2 separate regions of the Homo sapiens genome follow, and region 1 is linked to region 2. Evidence: chromatin contacts called from ENCODE Hi-C data. All regions are on one chromosome and are shown on one strand. Each heading gives the region's core, a stretch centred on a gene start or an enhancer-like site at or near the end of the contact. The rest is flanking DNA. Distances are from core to core; before and after follow the strand shown. Region 1 overlaps CHN2 (chimerin 2). Region 2 has its middle 31 kb from the start of TRIL.

What was found. Hi-C counts contacts between places; a loop is a spot of excess contacts on that map. Pooled maps may share reads with other maps.
Region 1: a loop to region 2 is called in a map of psoas muscle, with 4 times the contacts of the local background. The contact joins two enhancer-like sites. A Hi-C loop is called at or near these places in 1 of 168 maps with a recorded cell type or tissue (psoas muscle), 1 of 37 single-sample maps with no recorded cell type and 4 of 50 pooled maps.

Annotation. Positions count from the first base shown.
Region 1 is chr7:29,247,802-29,250,501 of GRCh38, forward strand. The region is part of intron 1 of CHN2 (chimerin 2); the gene reads left to right. Among named protein-coding and RNA genes, the nearest start is that of CHN2-AS1, 40 kb to the left of the region's middle. Within about 2 kb of position 1,435, at least 5 of the 41 ENCODE cell types and tissues checked have a DNase peak (open chromatin) inside an H3K27ac peak, as active enhancers do.
Region 2 is chr7:28,925,757-28,928,456 of GRCh38, forward strand. No RefSeq gene overlaps it. Among named protein-coding and RNA genes, the nearest start is that of TRIL, 31 kb to the right of the region's middle. Within about 2 kb of position 1,300, at least 15 of the 41 ENCODE cell types and tissues checked have a DNase peak (open chromatin) inside an H3K27ac peak, as active enhancers do.

The sequences.
Region 1 (2,700 bases), core at 185-2,684, 320 kb after region 2:
TAAAAACACAACAAAGCAAAACAACAATCATGCAACCCCCAAATCCTCTCTGCTCTTTATCCTCAGGTGGTCAGTGTTTATACTGTTTTTGATTTTAGTTGAGTCATCATTTTTATAGAAACAGCATCATTGCATGTGAAACCATGTGCTTTCTCTGCCTTGTTCAGGCAGTGATGCCAGAGTAGGCCAGTCCACCATGTCTGTAAGAGCAGAGCTCAGAGACCAACCAGCTGGCAGTGGGTTTGAGGAGGGCTGGAGGGCGTCTGGGGCTTGGAAAGTAGGCCCTGTCCCTTGCAGCGAAGCACAGACATTAGATGTGATCTGACTGTGTTGCAGGTGATGGGAACAAGTCTGGCCAGGCAGTTGAAAGTGTGGGCCAGAGCGTCTGGAGAGAAAGTACTAGAGCAGGCAGTGGTCCTAGCAGCTGGTGGCAATATCAGGAAGAAGTGACATGTGCTATCGGACCAGAGACCTGAGCTCTAGACTGGCAGCCACATGGGACACTGGTTCTTGCAGTCAGACCTGCCTTCAGCCTGCTCCCTTGCCAACCTGCGACCCTAGTCTTCCTCCAGCTCATTAACCAAGTCTCCCACCCTGTTGTCTGCAGCTTTCAGTTCTTCCTCTTAACTTCTGCTGTTGTGACGTTAGTTTGGGCCCTGCGTCTCACCCGGATGGCCATGATCAACCTGCTGATGAATTCCCTGCCTGGAGTCTCCTCATCAGGTCTGCCTTTAGGCCACTGCCAGGTGTCATTCCCCAAAACACAGTTCTGATCGTGTCATCGCACTATCCGCAGAGCTCTGGTGGTTCCCTCCCTCTTAAGCCTGGCATTTCAAGGCCTCAGTCTTCTCTGCCTCTCTTGTGCTCTGAATATTTCCTGTAGATTCTTACTTTTTTCCCAGTGCTTCAAACCTGAACCCTCAGCAGCATCTACTGGGGAAACGAAACATACGATTCTCAGGCTCTACTTTGAGAGACACACACCAGTAAGTTGGGTGCTGGAACCTGAATACTTCATGTTTTAAGCTCTGGCCATGTGACTCTGGAGATGAGCCGGGCTTAGAATCCTGTGTCTCTGTCATGCCATTCCTGTACCCTGTGTGCCCTCTCTCATCACCAGGCCTATCTGTTCTTCTTGTTCCAGATCAGTTGTTACTTCCTCTTGAGGAGTTCTGTGATTCCAGTAGTCAAAAACAAGTTCTTCTTTTGCCCCTGTTTTGGTCAGGGTTCTCTAAAGAGACAGACTCAATATGATAGCTAGCTAGCTGGATAGATATAGAGACAGGAGAGGTGATTTATTTGGGGGATTGGCTCTTGTGGTTATAGAGGCCGAGAAGCCCCATGACAGCCCATCTGCAAGCTGGAGACTCTGGCATGCTGGTAGCATGGCTCAGTCCAAGTCCAAAGGCCTCAGAGCCAGGGATGCCGATGGCATAACTCTCAGTTTGAGGCCAAAGGCCTGAGAACCGGCGGGGCTGCTGGTGTAAGTTCCGGAGTCCAAAAGCCAGGGAGCCTGGGCTTATTGTTCAAGGACAGGAGAGGAAGAGTGTGTCCCAGCTCCAGCAGACAGATGGACACATTCACCTTTTCTCTGTTTTTGTTCTTTCCAGACCCCCAGCTGGTTGGATGGTGCCTGCCCACATGGAGGGCCGATCATCCCCACCTAACCCACTCAGACTCACATGACAACGTCCTCTAGAAACACCTTCACAGACACTCCCAAAATAATGCTTTACTAGGTTTCTTTTCTAAGTGTTCTTTAACCAGGCAAGTTGACACCTAACCGTCACAACCCGCTAGGTTGTCCTGCGGCCTTTCTGCTCTAAGCCATTTGTCTTTTTCCTGCTGGATTACAGGTTATTTGAGTGTAGAGAATGTATTCATCCACGTGTATCTTGCAGCTTCCAGGAAAGCAACTTAAGCTTAATAGCCGCTCCAATGTGAAAGATATTATGGAATAAATTGTCAAAAAAGACAGATATTACATTTACTTTTGTGATAGTTTACATCTATAAGGAAAAAATAGGAAAGACTTTTCAGGAATGGTAGCGACATGAATACCAATAACCAATTCCATTCTTTAAAAATTTAAAAATGTGAATTTAAACAAGTGGCAATTTTAGTTGTAAAACCATATGTAAGAATTACCTTTTCTTCTACTCTCTTGCCTGGTGAAGAGAGTCTAAGGCTTCTGAATATATCTGCATTGCCAAGACCTTACCGACTTAACCATATTTAGCACAACATGTGATTTTATTGTTCATCTGCAACTATGTTGTCTGTTATATTTGCTTCTGTTCACTACCAGAGACATCAGTTAGCTCAGATTTCTATTAACAGGCATAATGTCATGGCACTCCCTGGGATGAAAGAAAGAGAGCAGGAATTAGCCATTTGTAGCTTTTACAGCACCACCTTTATCAATATATTCCCATTTAAAAATATCCTTTTATCTGCATTGCAAAAATGAAATTATATAGCCATTACCAAAATTAGATAGGAGATTCATTGGATCAGAAGTGCTTTCTTTCTAATCCTTAAATGACCAAAGGGTTCTTCTTTGATAATTCTATAACAGAGTTAAAATTCCTTTTATCCTGAAATGTTACAGATAGGAGATTAACCTAGTTATGCTTCACCCATGTAAGGAGTGCATGTCTCACAGAATCAGGCAACAGCAACAGAGGTGTCTGATGTAGG
Region 2 (2,700 bases), core at 50-2,549:
AAAGGGGTTAAATAATCTTATAAACACATATTCACACTGGAGATTTCCATTTTTTCTATTTCTTTTTATGAAACGTTTATGCACGCTTTATGGTTCTAAAACACAGGCTGCTGTTTAAGCCATTCACAGAGATAGAAAAGAAAAGAGAAGGAGAAAGCTTTTTAAATGTGGGGGCAGGGGAAAGCGGTTAGTGGAACTTCATCTGCTGAGTGTTCATACAGAGCAGAAATAAAGAAGTGTGTGTCTATCCTATGAAGCCTATAAATCTTAAGGAAACCCAACTGTTGCCGACCCAAAAGCCTTCTGCAAATTTGCTCTTCACAGTATCTGACCCTCCAGGCTCATTGTTCTGTGTTTTCCTGGATTGATATGGCCTAAAATCAAAACTGCATTCATAGCTCGGAAGTAATTTAATAGCTCTAGTCTAGAATTAAACTTTTTGGTCATTCATTTTGATTAATTGCTAAAAGAAATTCTGGCGCTTATACCCCTAAATACAATTTTATTTTGTGGAAACAGAAAACTTATTCTACAAAGAAGTCAACCTCTATCATAAATTCACCATCCAGGCTTGAGTGGTTTGACGTCTGGGTGCTGTACCTTGGAGACATATAATTGAAGCCCACGTGTAGATGTAGAGGTACTTTTAAAAATTTCCTCCTTGAAGATGACGTTTAACTCCACAGAGTAGCTTTCTTTGTCTTAATTCTCTGGGCTTCCATTTTTAAAAGAAAAAGCTATCCTCAAAGGCTTTATAGGGTTATTAATTACACAATGTCACCTATCGACAGAAGAAAGCCACTGTGACAGTCTCTAGCTGTCTGAAATTTAAGTAGGCTTACCAAAGCTCTTAAGACGACAAACACATGCATTTGTAGGACGGTTCCTGTCCCACTGAGGTTAACTAAATGGTCTGGGGATGGGCAAGGAGAAAGAAGGGGAGCACTTGCAAAGTAGCTGGCTCCACTTTGGAGGAAAAAAATCCTGGGGTTGTTTTTGAGGTCCGGCTGAGAACCAAGAGCAACAACAAATCATCTATATTTTTTTCAGCGCATCATGTCTATTTTTCACGTAGCAACTCCCTTCCGGGCATTCGGAAAACGCTCCTCGTCGGATATTTCTACCCACAGGATGCTCTTTCTGTTTAACATGGAAGTAGCTTTGAATTCTCTCTGCAAAGAAGAGGTCCGGTATCCCGGCGGGAGAAGCAAAGTGCCACTGGGTGCTGGAACGTGGAGGAGAGGGCTCGCAGGAGGAAGGGTGGGGCTTGGGAAGGAAAAAGGCGCGGCTCGGAGGAGAAACCGGCTGCTCACAATCCGCGAAGCCAGAAGTTACCCGGCTCGTGGAACCACGTCCACTTCCCCCAGCCAGTTCCCTCCTGGGTTTCATTCTTAAAAAGCGATTTGTATTGGTGCCTCTCTTCCGTGTGCTACAAAGAGAAGTGACCGCTAGAGGGCAATATGCTGCAAAATAAGAATTTGATCGCACATGAGAAGAGCTGAAATAATAAGCATACAGATAGAATGAAATAGAGGTATTGTGAAGAAGTGTGGTGAGTAGGCTTTCCAATCCCTGTTCTCCATATCCATACACCCCCTCAAATATACACACTTAACTGAATGGCAAAGTATCTGCACTGCAGAAGCTAACCCATCATTTTTTTCTCTCTCTCTCTTAGTTTCTGAGAGTTGGGAGGAGTTTTAGGGAATATTGAACTCCTCGACATCAGAACAGGGTAGTTTCTGGAAGCTTTCACCGTTCATAAGCCCAGAGTATAAGATCAAAGTAGTGGTTCTCAACCGGGGGCCGGGAGGGGAGGAGGGGAGTTTGCCTCCCAAGGAACATTTGGCCTTGTCTGGAGAGATTTGTGTTTGTCACAGCTTGGGGGATGGGGTGAACATAGATACTACATAGATACTAGCACCTAGTGGGTAGAGGCCAGGGATGTCACTCAACATCTTACAATGCATAGGACAACCTCTAATAACAAAGAATCATCCCCTGCAGATGTTCATAGTGCCAAGGTTTGACCAGGGTCAAACATGAGTGCACAGCTTGTAGATGCATTTCCATCCAGTGAGGGTGTGGTTCAGTCCTCAGCACTTCAGCTCTTCTCAGTGTTGACAGGCATCTCCTATGCATTGTGCATCTTTCCCCTAAGTAGACCTGCTCCATGTGATTGAAATGTGTTGCCGCAGGTAAGCTGGTCTTTCAGATTCCTGCAGCACAGAGACCCATTTACTGCAAGGCATCTGCCCACTAGGACCCGGACTGGCAGAGCCTTCTGATGTGGATTCCCCAGCCCACCCTTAAGGGAGCCTCTGGGCACTTTAGTCAGGGACCTGGCTTCCTCCACTTACTAGTTGTGTGATCTTAAACAAGTCTTTCAGCCTCCTCTGTAAAATGGTGATGATAATGACACCTACCTCCTGGGGTCTTGTAAGGAGCAAATGAGCTCACAGGTAGAAAGCCTGGTAGGCCCATAAGGGCGTAGGCATTGTCTTCTCTTTCTCCCATAGTACATGATTCATTCTTTGTTTCCCTTCTAAAGGACTTAGCCCAAAGGCATGTGCCACATCTGTCCTTGTCTTATCACATTTAATTTTTTTTAAAAAATCTTATTTTAATGGGTCATTACTGCATACTTCATCTTTGTCTTATTATTATTCAATTATTCTGTCCAGAGACAGTACAGGGTGA